2 separate regions of the Mus musculus genome follow, and region 2 is linked to region 1. Evidence: chromatin contacts called from ENCODE POLR2A ChIA-PET data. All regions are on one chromosome and are shown on one strand. The core of a region is the stretch at or near the end of the contact, and the rest is flanking DNA. Distances in the headings are between cores, read along the strand shown.

Region 1 (7,447 bases), core at 1,720-4,219:
AATACTCATATTTAATTCTAGATTCATCTCCTGTATTGTCTTACTGGAGTCAGATGGCCTACAGTTTGATAAACACAATACTTGGCTAAGTACAAGTCTCACACAATGCCACCCGTGTCAGAGACATAATAGGTCTTTACAATGCCCATAGTAAAAAGGTCTAGATAGAAATAGGGTACAACAGGAGAAAAGGCAAACAGAAACTGGTGTGGCACACACTACCTTCCTGGGCAGAGTTGTAGGAATGAAACAACCCTGAAGAAGAAAGACATTAGAGCACTAGAGATATAATACAGTGAATGGAAACATTAATTCTCTCTTTCTCCTCTAATTCTAACCCCAAAGCCAGATAAGATTCAGATGGGCCACCTAAGACAAGTGGCAGCTTATGATGGTAACAACCTGTGGCTGCAAACAGAACTCATGAACATCGACATGGACAGTCTTAAGCTACTCTTGATGTAGCTGATGACATCAGCACCAACTCTCAAAAAACAGCTCACTGGTACACTTGCTAATGCACTGATGGTACAACTTTCTCTCATTGATACACTCTATAGAATGTATCATATATGAGTCTCTAAAGTACTAGGGACCTGAGCTATGCCCATACAATCATGGAGGCTCAACCACTCCATAATACTGCCTTTGAGACTTAACCAAATCAATGCAGTGGTGGTCTACATCACAGTGAGTGATGGTCCACATAAAACTGAACTGAATGACCTGCATCTCTTCAGGTAATGTGTTAGTATTTAAGGAATAGACATGGGATGTGCATTTTAATTACCGCCAATGATACCAAAGATCAGAATCAATCGAAACTGCTTTGCACAGGTCATAACTGGTAGACTGTTCTTAGACTATATTCATACTGCTGGCCCCTCATCAGGACTTATTTGTAAGAGGCTGAGTCCAGGGCCCATCACCCCCCTGCTTGGAGTTTCATTGACAGCAGCCGTAATTAAATCATATGAGACAAACTGAACAGATGTGGTTTCTGCCTCTGTCAGCCATGCTGATCTGAGTAGCTAATAGAGTTGTGGATTAACATGAAACATCTGCCAGAAACCAAGGCAATGCATGATGGAGGGGTAATAAAGCCAATTGGGAGAGAAAGCCCTTCATCAATGTCCTGGACAGCCAGGCAGTGGTGGTGCACGCCTTTAGTCCCAGCACTTGGGAGGCAGAGGCAGGCGGATTTCTGAGTTTGAGGCCAGCCTGGTCTGCAAAGTGAGTTCCAGGATAGCCAGGGCTATACAGAGAAACCCTGTCTCAAAAAACAAAACAAAACAAAAAACAATTCTCTCTTTCTCCTCTAAGTCTAACCCCAAAGCCAGATAAGATTCAGACGGGCCACCTAAGACAAGTGGCAGCTGATGATGGACAACCACACGTGCCAAGAATGTACCTAGGATGCCCTAACTGCATTTGACCTGGGCCATTTCTTAGGGCTGTGCTTGCAATAAGAGATATGGCAATGTCTCCTATGAGAACAGAGCTAATTAAGGCTTGTGAGTGTTAAAATAGATTTCCCAAACTCGTTAGTCCTTGGCCATTATGTAACCCACTGTGGGTACACCTATCTCTTTGGGATACAGTCATGTATAGTAGGATTTGACAGGGGGTGGAAGAACCTAACTCTAAAGGTGCTGATATTCATTCCCCTTCCTGTGATTACGCCTTTGTGTTTAACCCAGTAGTTACAGCTCCCAACAGTCATAAAATGCACCTAATTTATTAATTAGCTTCACAGTAATTTATTAGTTTCCTATAGGAGCAGCCCTGTCAGTGTGTTTGCTTGCTCTTGAGTAAGATCCACTTGTGACACCTTCTATGCTAAGTTTCTGTTTGGTGATATAGAGAAGATAAAACATCCCTTCCAGCTAAAGATCAAGTAACTCTGTGAGCTTGGGAAATGGAATTGAACCAAGCCTCAAGCCACCATCTGTATCATACAAAGTAAGGCCTAGAAAATAATTCTCACAGGATAACACCAGACCTGTTGCTCAGAATCTGTGCCGCCATCTCCCGATACCCAAACTATCCTTACTCTATAGGAATCTTTTTCTTTGAAAATCACGCTTTGGGAAAATTATGTTCTACGAATTTACTAATTTCTCAGCCAAGTTCAAAGAACCTCTGAGTATCACCATTTTAAAGCCAGGTGACTAGAAGACATGAGGACAACTCCTGCAAACTCCGAGTGTGGGACCCCCACCAGGGCAAACCTATTCTCCGAGGTTTGACACACCGGAAAGCTTTCCCCAGCCACCCCCTACTCCCCTCGAAATACAACTGAGTTTCTCTACCGCCAAGGACCTGTCGTGCCTCCGATGAATCCCGCCCACTTCGCGCCCTCAAGCCAATCAGAGGGTGGCGTCACTCCCTCTCAGTTGCCATGGTGCCCGCCAAGTCCTTTCCGCCACTTACCAGATGTGAGCAGGCTGGTCCAGCCGGTGAAAGCGGGTGGCAAAGGACAGCAGCGTCACCACAGCCAACGTGGCCCACCACCCTGCCGCCTGGAAGCGCCGCGAGCTCCAAGCAGGCCGTTTAAGTTTCCGTGCTGCAGCCTGGGGGACCACGTCTCGGCTCACGGCTCTGGCAGCCTGCGGCACACAGCGGCCCCTACGGGGACGCAGCTCGGAGCCCGCTAGGCCACCGCCTATGGCCGGCGGCATCCTCCCCTTCCGAAGGATCACCCTCCGGGCCGGAGGCACGCCGGGTCTTGTCCGCTGCCCCGTCAAGGGGTCATAAGAAGGCGTCTCGAGGTGCCATGGGATTTGTAGTTCCCTCCGTTTGCCGCGGAGCGCCGGGCCCCGGGCTCTGGGCGGGGCGGAAAGTGTGGTGGCCGCCCGGGCAGCTAAGAGGCGGCCTGAGGCGTAGAGCATTGCGGGAGGCGGAGGGAAACCAAGGACTGACAAACTCGAGTCGGCTCATGAACTACAACTCCCAGCAGCTCAGGGGGCGGGGGCGGGGCCAGCCCGAAGGAGGGAGGCCATCTAGTCCAACCTTCGCTCTCTGGACCCCGCTAGGCCTCAGTCATCTTCTAGTCCCGAGAGCTGACTTTCTTGGCCGGCCGACCGGGCGAGATGCAAGCCGGGAAGGTCTGTGCCCCACGTCCGGGGATGAGGGTCTCTCCTGAGAAACGCGGAGAAGAGCTGTGGGGGGGGGCGGGGCTGAGAGCTCGCTTCTTCGCGTGGCGCCACAACGACTCCCGGCGTGCACCTCGGCGCCCGCTCACTCTACACCTGCGCGCTGGCCGCTGAACCTTATGGTGGTGGTAGATTGGGCCGGGAAGGCTAAACTTGGAAGCTTTTGAGGGGCGTCCAATCGCGCTTTTCCCTGCTTCGGGTAGACAGACCTCTTCTAGGGCTTTCAAACATGGTTCCCTACTTTGCAGTTTCGCGGCGCCCTTCGTATGTCTCTCAGGGGACCTGGTGGTCCAGGCATGCACCAAAGGCAAGGGGGAAAGATGTGACTCTTTAACGACGTTAATAATCACTTGTAGTATCTGCTCAGGTTTCTAGTTTTGTCGGTTTGGCTCTAAGAAACGATCTTGCTGTGCAGCCCAACCTGACTTTGAACTTTGACTCTCCCGCCCCCGCCTTCCAAGTGCTGGGATTCCAGGCTGTGGCATATGGAGCGTCCAGGGTTTAAGTCGAACTTCTTTAGTCCACCCTAGAGCCATTTGTATTTAAGCCATTGCTGGAATGGAGCTGCGAGTGTGTTTTATAAGAGACTTAAAATTGAGTCTCTTAGGAGGGCCGATATGTAGGAAGGCGGCACATTAGATGCAAAGGACATTGCATCCGGTTAATATAGATTTTCCACATACAGATGTGATTTTTCAGGATTTTAATCATGTAAGAAATGGTATAAAAACAGCTAGGGATGTACGCAACTCTGACGTAGCTCCTAGCATGGGCCGAGTCTCCCACAACAGAAAAACTGCAAATTTAAAGTCGCCAGAATGCATGTTTGAGTTGGAAACATGATCCTTCCCGGTGCTAATTAAACGGACATTCTACTTGATATTAAAAAGTAGCTGTTCAAGTGCAAAAATCGCCAGGTGGTTTGCTGTTAGTGCTTAGCTGTGATTTCTCTCCCTGTTTATCTAAAAGCACATAGGAGACAAGCCTCCAGATGCTCTGCAGAGAGGGTTAGGATTGTCTTTATCAGGTTAACTGATGTGGGAGAGTGACACCATTCCCTGGGTTGGGTCTGGCTGGGCCCATAATAAGGGGGAAGTCAGCCAAGCACCAACACACAGCATTGTTCTGTTTCATGCTGTGGATGCATAGGTTACTTACCAGCTGTTTCAGGCTGCTCTTCCCCCAAACCCCACCCCACCCCCACCCCAGGTGACTTACTACATCTTGAATTATAAGCCAAAATAAACCACTCTTCTTTAGACTGCCTTTGTTGGGGCATTTTATCATAGCAGCAGGAAAAGAAACTAAAATGATATATAAGAAAAAAAAATAATAATAGATGTAGGGTAAGATTCCAGCTGGGTGATGGTGATGCATGCCTTTAATCCCAGCACTCGGGAGGTAGAGGCAAGCGGATTTCTGAGTTCGAGGCCAGCCTGATCTACAAAGTGAGTTCCAGGACAGCCGGGGCTATACAGAGAAACCCTGTCTCGAAAAAGCCAAAAAAAAAAAAATTCTGTTTCCTGCTGAAGGGCCATGGGGTGTCGCGCCCACCTCAGCCAGCAAGGAAGACACGACATGGTCAGATTCTTCTCAACAGCCTTTATTGCAGGAACACCTCGATGCTGCTACCGGGACAGGGCACCCAGGGAGGGCTGCTTATATACACCCTAGCACAGGAGAAGGCTCCATGGCCCCCCAGGATTGGTCAGTCTGCCTGCATCTAATTTGCATGTACCTGCTCAGGAGGGGTCAGGCTAGCACCTGCGCAATGGTGTTGTTTACCACAAAGGCACACAGAAAGCCTGCGCCATCTTAGAGTTGGCTTCCTACATCTCCCTCTTTTTTCTTTAATGAAATGAGGCTGGTCTAGGCCTGGGCAAATCTGTCCATGGCCAGGGCTCCTGTCTTAGGTCGATCCTCTAGTATCACAGCCTTACCCATCATAGGGTTATCCTATGATGGCCTCCAGGCCCCTTCTCTTAGGTTGGTCTGTGCATGAGGAAAGTTGCCCGTCTCTGGATACCATGGATCTGTGTGACTACAACTGCCAAATGACCTAGGGCGGACTCTTAATTTTTTAAAGAGGCCAGCCAAATATTGGGAGATGCACCATCTTCAATTGCCAACAAAGCTTGGTAGACCACTGCTTTATGTTGAGCATACTCTCTTTTTAGTTGACACAATAGCCAGATGCAGAAGACACACCCCAGGAGGACCACTGTCCCCCAGGCCAACATTCCTGCCCACTCCTTTAAAAAGGAGAAGGCATTGGTGATCCAGGAGGTGAAGTCTCCCAGGGTGACAGGGTCGGGTCGAGTGCTGTTGAGTTTGGCAATCTGGAGGAGCAACTTTCTGCTCTGCTTTGGCTGACCAATTTCCTTTAAGATAAGCAATTTTCATGTCAGCCTTTCTGGTACCCAAATTGGATGTTCTTTATCCTGTGGAAAAACACAAACAGCTCCCCTAGATCTCGAAATAACGGGATCTGGGCCATACCATTTACCAGTTAAGACATCTTCCCATTTTACATCATGTTGAATTACAGGCGAGGTCATGGCATGCCTGTCTGCAGCCGAGCGACCATGATCATCCAAAATTTAAAAATTTAAGGTAAATAAAGCTAAAGATAATTGTTCTTTGGGTGCTCGTCCGTAGGCAATTCCCTCTTTTTGTTTTTGTAACAGTTCTTTCAAGGTGCGATGTGCCCTTTCCACAATACCTTGGCCTTGTGGGCTATAGGGAAGGCTGGTGGTATGACTAACTTGCATAGTTTCGCAGAAGACTTGGAAGGATGTTGATGTATATGCAGGTCCATTATCAGTTTTTAAATTAGCTGGGTTTTCCCAAGCTGCCCATGAGTCTAAGCAATGGCTAATAACATTGTGGGTTTTTTCACCAGACATAGGGGAGGCATACATGATACCTGAACAGGTGTCAATAGAAACATGGACATATTTTAGTTTTCCAAAAGCTGGAACATGTGTAACATCTATTTGCCATACTTTTAGAGGGATCAATCCACGAGGGTTAATCCCAACATGGGGAGGGTGATGAAACTGCACGCATTGAGGGCATTGCAATACAACAGTTCTTACTGAGGCCCGGGAAATATTAAATTTTTACTGCAATGTGGCAGCGGGGACATGATACAATTGATGAAAACCTTTTGCAAGCTCTAATGGAGTAACATGAAAAATGAATTCCATACGAGTACTTGCATCTACCAGGGCATTCCTTTCAGTCATAGGGCCTGGCAGAGTAGAATGAGCCCGAATATGCTGAATAAAAAATTTACTTTTCCTATTCCAAATCAAGTTTTGTAATTCTGACAAAATAGCACATACAGGGCTGGTAGATTTGATGGGTCCTGCAACTTCCAATGCTTTTACTGCATTCACTACATATGCTGAATCAGACACTAAATTAAAGGAAATTTCAAACCTCTTAAATACTTCTAATACGATTTTACATTCAACTAGTTGCGGGTTACCAGGATCATATTGAAATAAAACAGGGTTTTGAGAATTAACCACATAAGTGCCAACACCTGCTTTAGAACCATCTGTATAAATATCCAGTGCACCTGGTATGGGTTTAGATGTCATAACCTTTGGAAAAAATCACTGGATGTTCAGTAAAAAATTGTAATAAAGAATCTTTAGGATAATGATTATCTAATTCCCCATCATAACTACAACGCAACAGAGCCCATTCATCAACTAAAGAGCTCAGGGTCTGTATTTGGTTAGCATTATATGGTGTAATAATTTTTTGAGGGGGGTCTCCAAAATGTTGAATGCATGACTTAATGCCCAAGATTGCTAAATGGGCTACAGTGGTGAGATAATATTTAAGAGTTTTATTAGGAGACACCTGAGGATAAATCCACAATAGTGGACCTGATTGCCACAATACTCCGGTCGGTTGGCGAAACGTCTTCAGGACACACAAATGTATGTTCTCTCCTTCTTTCCATCTACATAATTTAGCTTTTTCTATGCACCTCTCTACCTTTCCTAAGGCAACTCGGGCCTCAGGAGTGAGGGCACAGGGGGGCGGGAGGACAATTGAGGGTCACCTTTCAGCATATCAAAGAGTGGAGTTAATTCAGAATTGGGTAGCCTCATATATGGGCGAATCCAATTTATATCACCTAGCAATTTCTGGAAATCATTTAATGTTTTTAAATGATCTTTGTACAATTCTATCTTTTGAGGTACTACATAATGTGAAGTAACTCGGGTACCCAAAAACTCTCCTAAATTTCCCATCTGAACTTTGTCAGGTGC
Region 2 (7,447 bases), core at 2,747-5,246, 240 kb after region 1:
TGACTTCTGTTTAATATAATTTATGCTGTCGTGCCTCCTTGCAATTGAATTCTACTGATTCTGGCAATTAGAAGTCTTTTATACCTATAAATATCTAGTCAAAACTACTCCCAAAAAGGTGATGATGGCACATGCCTTTAATCTCAGCACCTGGGAAGCAGGGACAGGCAGATCTGAGAGTACAGGATAGCCAAGGCTTCACAGAAAAGCTCAGTCTTGAAAAATAACAAAAAGCAAACAAAACAAAACAAGAACAACAAAAAACTACCCCCAAGGCCTGGCAGTGGTGGTGCATGCCTTTAATCCCAGCACTTGGGAGGCAGAGGCAGGCAGATTTCTGAGTTTGAGGCCAGCCTGGTCTACAGAGTGAGTTCCAGGACAGCCAGGGCTACACAGAGAAACCCTGTCTCGAAAAAACAAAAACAAAACAAAACAAAACAAAAAAACCTTTTATAAAGAAAATGTCTTTTAAAAGTGTTAATTGCACACAAAACCAAATATGTCATATGCTTTTTAATCAACTGTTAAAACCACAGAAACTAACCCCTGGTGACTAAGATCACTGCACATGGATCTTGTGAAAATGTGACGCAAACCTTCTGGAAGTCTTTTTAAAAAAGGAATCCTGTCAATTGATAGGAATTCCCAGCACCTGGAGGTGAAGTCAGCAAGAGAAAAGAGTTCCAGGGCCAGACTGGACTAAAGAAGACCCAGAAGCCATCCATCCACCCACCCACCCACATCTTGAAGTTCTTTCCAGTTCTAATGTGGCCAAATGTTCCTCAGGCTACCAGGAGCCCTTTACCTTCAGAAGGAAGACTGGCACTCCTTTCAGGGCAGAGGGACATTCACAGCTCTATCATTCAGCGCTCCTCTAGTGGAAACTCTGGCTACTTTTCGTCATTGAACAGCAGTAACCTCTGTTTTGTAATACCTCCTTACCACATTATCTACTCATCAAACAGCCCCATCCAGGAGTTGCTTTTAACATGGGCATTAATCTCTTCAAACATACCCTGGTGAGTGTATACAGGTATCAGAGGTAGCTGATTCCCCTTAGAGAAGAAAGCCTACGAGTTTATAACTTCTCTCCTGTGCATTAAAAAGCAATGTTAAGACATGATGTGAGCAAACAATTTTACATTTCATCCATGCAATAGTACTTTAGTGAAAGCAAGACCCTTGGGTATCTAGTTTGCATCTTACTGTGTATTTTCAGAAAAAGAAAAAGAAAAAAAAAAAGGCAATACTCCCCCTTCAGGATGCAAGGAAAGACAGGTAGGAGCTGGAGCACATAGATTTAATTTAACACAACCAACTTCACGAACTATTTTAAGATATTCTCTTTTTCTCATAAACTTAGAGATCTTATTCCTTATAAATGTAGTACCTGCTTTAAAATAATTTGTGAAAAATCGTTTTCTCGAAAAGATAGTAGTACAGCCCTTAGGATATTCTATCACAGCTAGTCACAGATTTTTATATTTCATTTTAGTAACTTGGTATTTCATCTTAATAGTTGCCAACCTCTGAAGAAATACCATGCTTACAAATGATAATTGCTGGGATTCCAGGAGGTCAGAACTTGACTTACTATTTACTCAAAATATAACTCCTAGTGGCTTATGTTAGAAAGCACCTCTAACACATGCCCAGCTTTGTCTGGACTTCCTTTTTCCTCACAAAAGTCCTAACTCACCCATTCATCAGTTCTCTTCTAGCTCCAGTTACTCAACCTCCCAGATACATTCTATACCTCCACAACGTTGCTCATTAGCCATTTTACACTTCTAGGGAAAACAGCACATTCTTTCATGGCTCATAACAGACTGACTCCTCCCCACATCCCCGTTTTTTGGAGGCAGGGTCCCTCATCGCCCTGCTGTCCTAGAACCCACTATGCAGACCAGGCCAGCCTGAGCTCAGAGATATACCTGCCTGAGGGCTGGGATTACAAACAAGTCATATCAAACTCAGACTGCAAACTGACTCCTAACACACCTCCTCTCACACAATTCTTTTTGAAAGCAATCTTTTGACTCTTAAACACCTTACACACTCAAGGGAGGCCAAGTCTTTTCTGTGCACTCCCACTCCTAACCCTCAACTCTCCCCCAGGGTCATAAGACTTGAAGATAACCCTTTCATACCACAGGATTAACACATCTATCAGAGTTACTGATTCAGGTAGGGGACAGGTTGCTATTGCTTAGTATCTATGTTGAAGATGAAATAGGGTCACTGACCTATCAAAACTACACCAATCACACTCCTGCTAAGGGGAACGAGCAACTTTTAAAACCATTCTTCCCGATATTTGCATAATTGGTTTAAAAAATACTGCCAGGAGCCAGGGGGTAGAGTAGCACATGCCTTGAATCCTAGCACTTGGGAGGCAGAGGCAGGTCTGTGAGTTCGAGGCCAGCCTGGTCAACACAGTGAGTTCCAGGACAGCCAGGGCTACACAGAGAAACCCTGTCTCAGAAAATAAATAAATAAATAAAACTGTCAGGAAAGCCAGGTGTTGGGGTCTTAGTTGCTCTTGGGAGGCAAAGGCAGATCTCTTTTAAGTTGGAAGTCAGGCTTAGTCTACAAAGCAGAACAGCCTGAGAGGGCTGTTACTCAGAGAAACCATGTCTGGAAACAAGCAAAATACTGCTAGGAATTCAGAATTCTGTAAGATAGTTTAGAAGTTCATGGATATGGTTGATGATTCAACTTCAGTTAATTAATACAAGGACTCATGACAACTTACCACTGGATTAAGCAACGCCCTCCACGATAGCTCTATTGCGCCGTGAAGGGGCCACCTAAAATCCTATCTGGATGGTGGGATGGGGGTCTCACCAATCGCACAACGGGACAATTTTCAAGACAAGACCCCCGAGGAGGTTCCCTGCCAAGGTTTTCCCCATAAAGGAAGTCCAGAACGTGATAGGAAGAGGCTGTCCGGTTGTGCTTCCACAACTGCACTGCCTAACTTTCTCAGAGCGTCAGCTTCCTTTTGGGGCTGCAAGACTCTACAGGAAGCATGTACTCGAGGGGACCCGGGCAGGAACCCGAGAAAGTATCGCCGGACTTCGAGGGAAAGATTTCCTCTGCTTCCCACTAGGAGCGGCCTGCACTTTTTTTTTTTTTTTTTTGCGTGATCCACATGGTTAAGAACCAGAGACTTGCAGAGGAAGCCCAGCCTCCAGGGCCCTTCAGAACAGCAAATGCTGAGGAGCCGGGCAGACCTCAGGAGTCCCGCGTGGCTGAGGAGCCCCGGGAGGCTGGAGAGCCAGGCAGAACTAGGGGACACCGCACACCTAAGAAACCAGGTAAACCTTGGGACCCCCGCAGGGCAGAGAACCACAGCTCATCGCTGCGGAGCCGGGTAGTACTGGGAAGGCTCGAATAACTGGAGAAGCGGGCAGAACCGAGGAGCCCCTCACGGTGAGGGAGCCCCACATAGTTGTAGAGTCCCGCGCTGCCCTTGAGTCTCCCTCCCGCTCAGGGGGGAGGCCCAGCCAGCGCCGGCTCCCCGTCGCTCAGCACACCTGAGCCGCGCCCAGCCGCCAGCCGGCCACTGACCGGCCCGCGCGGCTGCCCGTCCTCCCCGGCCCGGCCCGGCCCAGCCCGGGCATCGGCTCGCGGGGGTCCCGGCCCACCGCCCCGATCTCGCCCAGCCTCTCGATCCCATCGTACCTGGCCGGCAGCCGCGACGGTGGCGGTGCTGCTCCTCAAGTACCCGTTCCTCACTTCCCCGTTCTTGACGCAGCCGTTCGCCCGCATCGGGCGGCGGCAGCAGCAGCCTCCGGGCTCCGGCCGCATCCTCCCGGCAGCACCCGGCAGCAGGACAGGCTCTGGAGGTGGCGGCGGAGCCAACTCCCGCTCCGCACCGCACCCACCTCTCCGAAACCGGAAATGGCTGCAGCGCCGCTGCCAATTCCCGGTCCGGCCGTCACGCGAGGGCGGGGCCACCCGAGAAGACGGGGCTCGCCGAAGCCCGGCAGCCGGAGGGAACATGGGGCGGGGTCTATCGGCTATTGACCAATCCAAAGGCGAGAGGGGCGGATCTCATGCTGATTCTGGCGAATTAAGAGCAAGGGAAAAGCGGCTTGCAGACATCAAGGGGACTTCTTCAGAGGAACTCGAGAACTGAGCAATTGATTGGAGCCCTAGCCAGGTCGTAGGTGGAGCTTTGCCGCCTACTGGTCCAGGTTGAGAAGGAGGCGGAGCCCGGAAAGGAACAGCCAATTAGAGTGTGGAGAAAGAAACAGGGGCTGAGCCTATTTCCAGAGCCTGTTCCCGGTTCTCTAGCACTGGTGGTGGTTGCCCTCTGTGCCCTTCCTCCCGAGAGGTTCTCAGGTTGAATCCGAGCCCAAGACAGGCAGCTCCTTTATTTCATTAGCAAATTCCTCTGTGGGTGTTAATAGAATAGCCTTTTTGACAGTCTCTCACTGTTCTTCATTGTGAACTACGCGAACGCCTCGCGCGCACATCACTTGTTTCTATCCGGGTTTTCCTAGGGCAATTTCCTTTGAAGACTTTCCTTGAAAGTCAGGAGACTTGATCTGTTTCCAGATCTTGTGATAACTGAAACTGAAACTTGAGGAATTAACTCCTTTAGGAGCCAAGTTCTTTTAAAATTCTTCCTGCTTCATGGACTCATTTGCCAGAATTACATTAGTAAAGCGCTGGACACCTATCACAATACCTAATCCAAATCAGTAGCAAAAGAAATTGATCTACATTTCAGCATTACAAAGACCTTTAGTTACCCATAAAAAAAAAAATCAATGTCATAATTAAGAGTATGACTCAGTCTAGGTTTGAATCCTGGCTGCCTCACCTACTAGCTGAGTGACCTCTATGTTCCTCTGCTCAGGGGGATAATAACAGTTGCCATAAGAGAATCTAATGAGTTAATGCCTGTAATGTATTTTGCTTAGGACCTGGCAATTAGTAAGTATTCATTAAGTGCTGGTTATTATTAATTGCCGAATGCATCTGTGTGAATCCCTGTGTCACACAACCCCTTCTCCCCTGGAGCTTTAGAACTGCGTTGGCAAGGTTATTTGTTTTGCTTGATTTAGAAGAGGTACTCTTAACAGCAAGTGGAGCAAGGACAAAACTTTCAAGTCACAAACCCTTTGATCTCAAAAGTGAACACGAGAATCAAAAAGAACTCTATGGGGCCTGGAGAGATGGCTCAGCAGTGAAGTACTGGACACTGCTTGTCCAGAGTACCTGGATTTGGTTCTAGCACCCACATGGTGGCTCACAGCTATCTATAACTCCAGTGCCAGAGGAATCAAAGCCTTATTCTGATTTCCCAGGGCACCAGACACAAACTTGGTGCACATACATACATGCAGACAAGACACTCACAGACATAAATTAAAATCTCCTTTTTAAAAGTTTTTTTTTTAAAAAAAAAAAAAAGCTCTGTATGCCTTTAAGCTAAGCATAGTAATGCATTGATACAGTCTCAGCACTCCTGAGGTAGAGGCAGGAGTGTAGATGTTCAAGATAATCTTTGTATATATAACCTGTCCAAGCTAGCCTGGGATATAGGAGTCCCTGTCTTAAACATGATGGGGTGGGGATAAGTAACTCAATCAGTGAAATACTACCAGGAAAACAAGAGGAGTTAAGTCCAGATTTTGAGCATCTAGTTAAAATCCCCATGCTTAGGACACAGAGATGAAAGGGTTCCTAGAGTTCTCTGGCCAGCTGGTCTAACTGAATTGGTGAGTTCCAATGTCAGGCAAAGACCCTGTCTCAAAAATAAGGTAGAGATGATGGGTGATGGTGGCATATGCCTTTGATTCCAGCCCTCAGGAGGCAGAGGCAGGCAGGCAGATTTCTGTGAGTTCAGGCCAGCCTGGTCTACAGAACAGGTCCAGAATAGCCAAGGCTACACAGAGAAACCCATTCTTGAAAAAAAAAAAGAAAGAAAGAAAGAAGGAAGGAAAGAAGAAAGGAAAAAAAGAAGAAAAAGAAAAGTAGAGAACAATTAGGGAAGATACCCGATGCTGACATCTGACTGTCATGCACATACACGTAAACACATGGACACACAAAGAAGTGTATGCCTTATGAAGCTTACTTTCAAAAATCAAGATATGGCATGAAGAGATGGCTCAGTGTTTTGGCTGCTCTTCCAGAGGATGAAGATTTGAGTGCCTAAACCTACCTGGCAGATCATGAGCATCTTTACCAATAATCGGATGCCCTGAAAAGATATACATGAAGTTAAATAAAATAGAAGGGCAACCTTTTGAAGAATAAGAAGGAAGAGGAGGAGGAGAAAGAGGAGAAGAAGAAAGAAAAGCAAAGAAAGAAGGAAAGAAAAAAAAAGAAAGACAGACAGAAAGAAAGAAAGAGGAGGAGCACTGACTGCTCTTCCAAAGGTTCTGAGTTCAAATCCCAGCAACCACATGGTGGCTCACAAACATCTGTAATGGGATCTAACGCCATCTCCTGGTGTGTCTGAAGACAGTGTACTTACATATAGTAATAAATAAATAAATCTTAAAAAAAAAAAAAAAGGAGCCGGGTGTGGTGGCGCACGCCTTTAATCTCAGCACTCGGGAGGCAGAGGCAGGTGGATTTCTGAGTTCGAGGCCAACCTGGTCTACAAAGTGAGGTCCAGGACAGCCAGGGCTATACAGAGAAACCCTGTCTCGAAAAACCAAAAAAAAAAAAAAATAAAAAAAAAAAGGAGGAGGGAAAAGAGTAGGAGGGAGGAGAAGGAGGAGTTCCAAAGTGGGACACTGGATGACAGCGGCTATCAGATTCCCATAGGCAGTGGAGGTGCTCAGGGCAGAAATCTGGTTGAAAGAGAAGCTAAGAGGTTTGATTGACACTTAGATAGTGGGCTGAGAAAATGTAAAAAAGGCTTGGATGGAAGATGTGCAATTAGCTAGACCTTGAAGGATGAGCGAGACTTAGAAACTGGCTTGGAATGAGCAGAGGGGTTTGTTCTGGGGGGAGGGGGGAGCAGTGCATGTTCAGAGCTGGGCAGAGGTTGGCCTGGTCTGGATCCTGGGAAGAACCTGTCCCTTCCTCCTGAGGACAGTACACCAGGAGCTTCTTGCCTTGTTCTGCTGCTTACTCACTACTAGCCTCAAAGGAGTCATGCATACACAGCCCTGATTTCCTCACTCCCCATTTGAAGTCAATTCTTGCACTTCTTCCTTCAGTAGATGAGACAGTTGTGTGTACCCATGATATAATACCCAAATGATCAGATTACTCAATAGGCCATTGCTAAATCACAAAAAGGATACCTCAGTAGGAAACACCCTGGGATCCACAAAAACAAGAAAATGGTCCCTTCTAGAGGCATAAGCTATCTCCTTGTCATTTTATAGAACTTATCTTCAAAGGCTCATGCTAGGTGCTAGGACACAGCTCTCCTTGTCTTCCAAGATGGTTCAGGCCACTTCATCTGTGAAGC

What was found. ChIA-PET counts read pairs that join two places held with the same protein, here RNA polymerase II (POLR2A).
Region 2: POLR2A ChIA-PET joins it to region 1 with 10 read pairs in embryonic stem cell. The contact joins the promoter of Sptlc2 here to the promoter of Gstz1 in region 1. POLR2A ChIA-PET finds 5 or more read pairs at or near these places in 2 of 5 experiments (Patski and embryonic stem cell).

What each region holds. Positions count from the first base shown.
Region 1 is chr12:87,144,738-87,152,184 of GRCm38, forward strand. It overlaps Gstz1 (glutathione transferase zeta 1 (maleylacetoacetate isomerase)), which reads left to right and starts at 2,970. Exons shown (of 9, transcript NM_010363.4): 1 at 2,970-3,107. The coding sequence starts at 3,093. It overlaps Pomt2 (protein-O-mannosyltransferase 2), which reads right to left and starts at 3,165. Exons shown (of 21, transcript NM_153415.4): 1 at 2,434-3,165. The coding sequence starts at 2,891. It overlaps Gm6566 (predicted gene 6566), which reads right to left. Exons shown (of 3, transcript NR_136901.1): 3 at 4,738-5,596.
Region 2 is chr12:87,384,359-87,391,805 of GRCm38, forward strand. Sptlc2 (serine palmitoyltransferase, long chain base subunit 2) reads right to left here and starts at 3,997. Exons shown (of 12, transcript NM_011479.4): 1 at 3,688-3,997. The coding sequence starts at 3,813. Gm33444 (a long non-coding RNA gene) reads left to right here and starts at 740. Exons shown (of 3, transcript XR_381803.4): 1 at 740-3,320.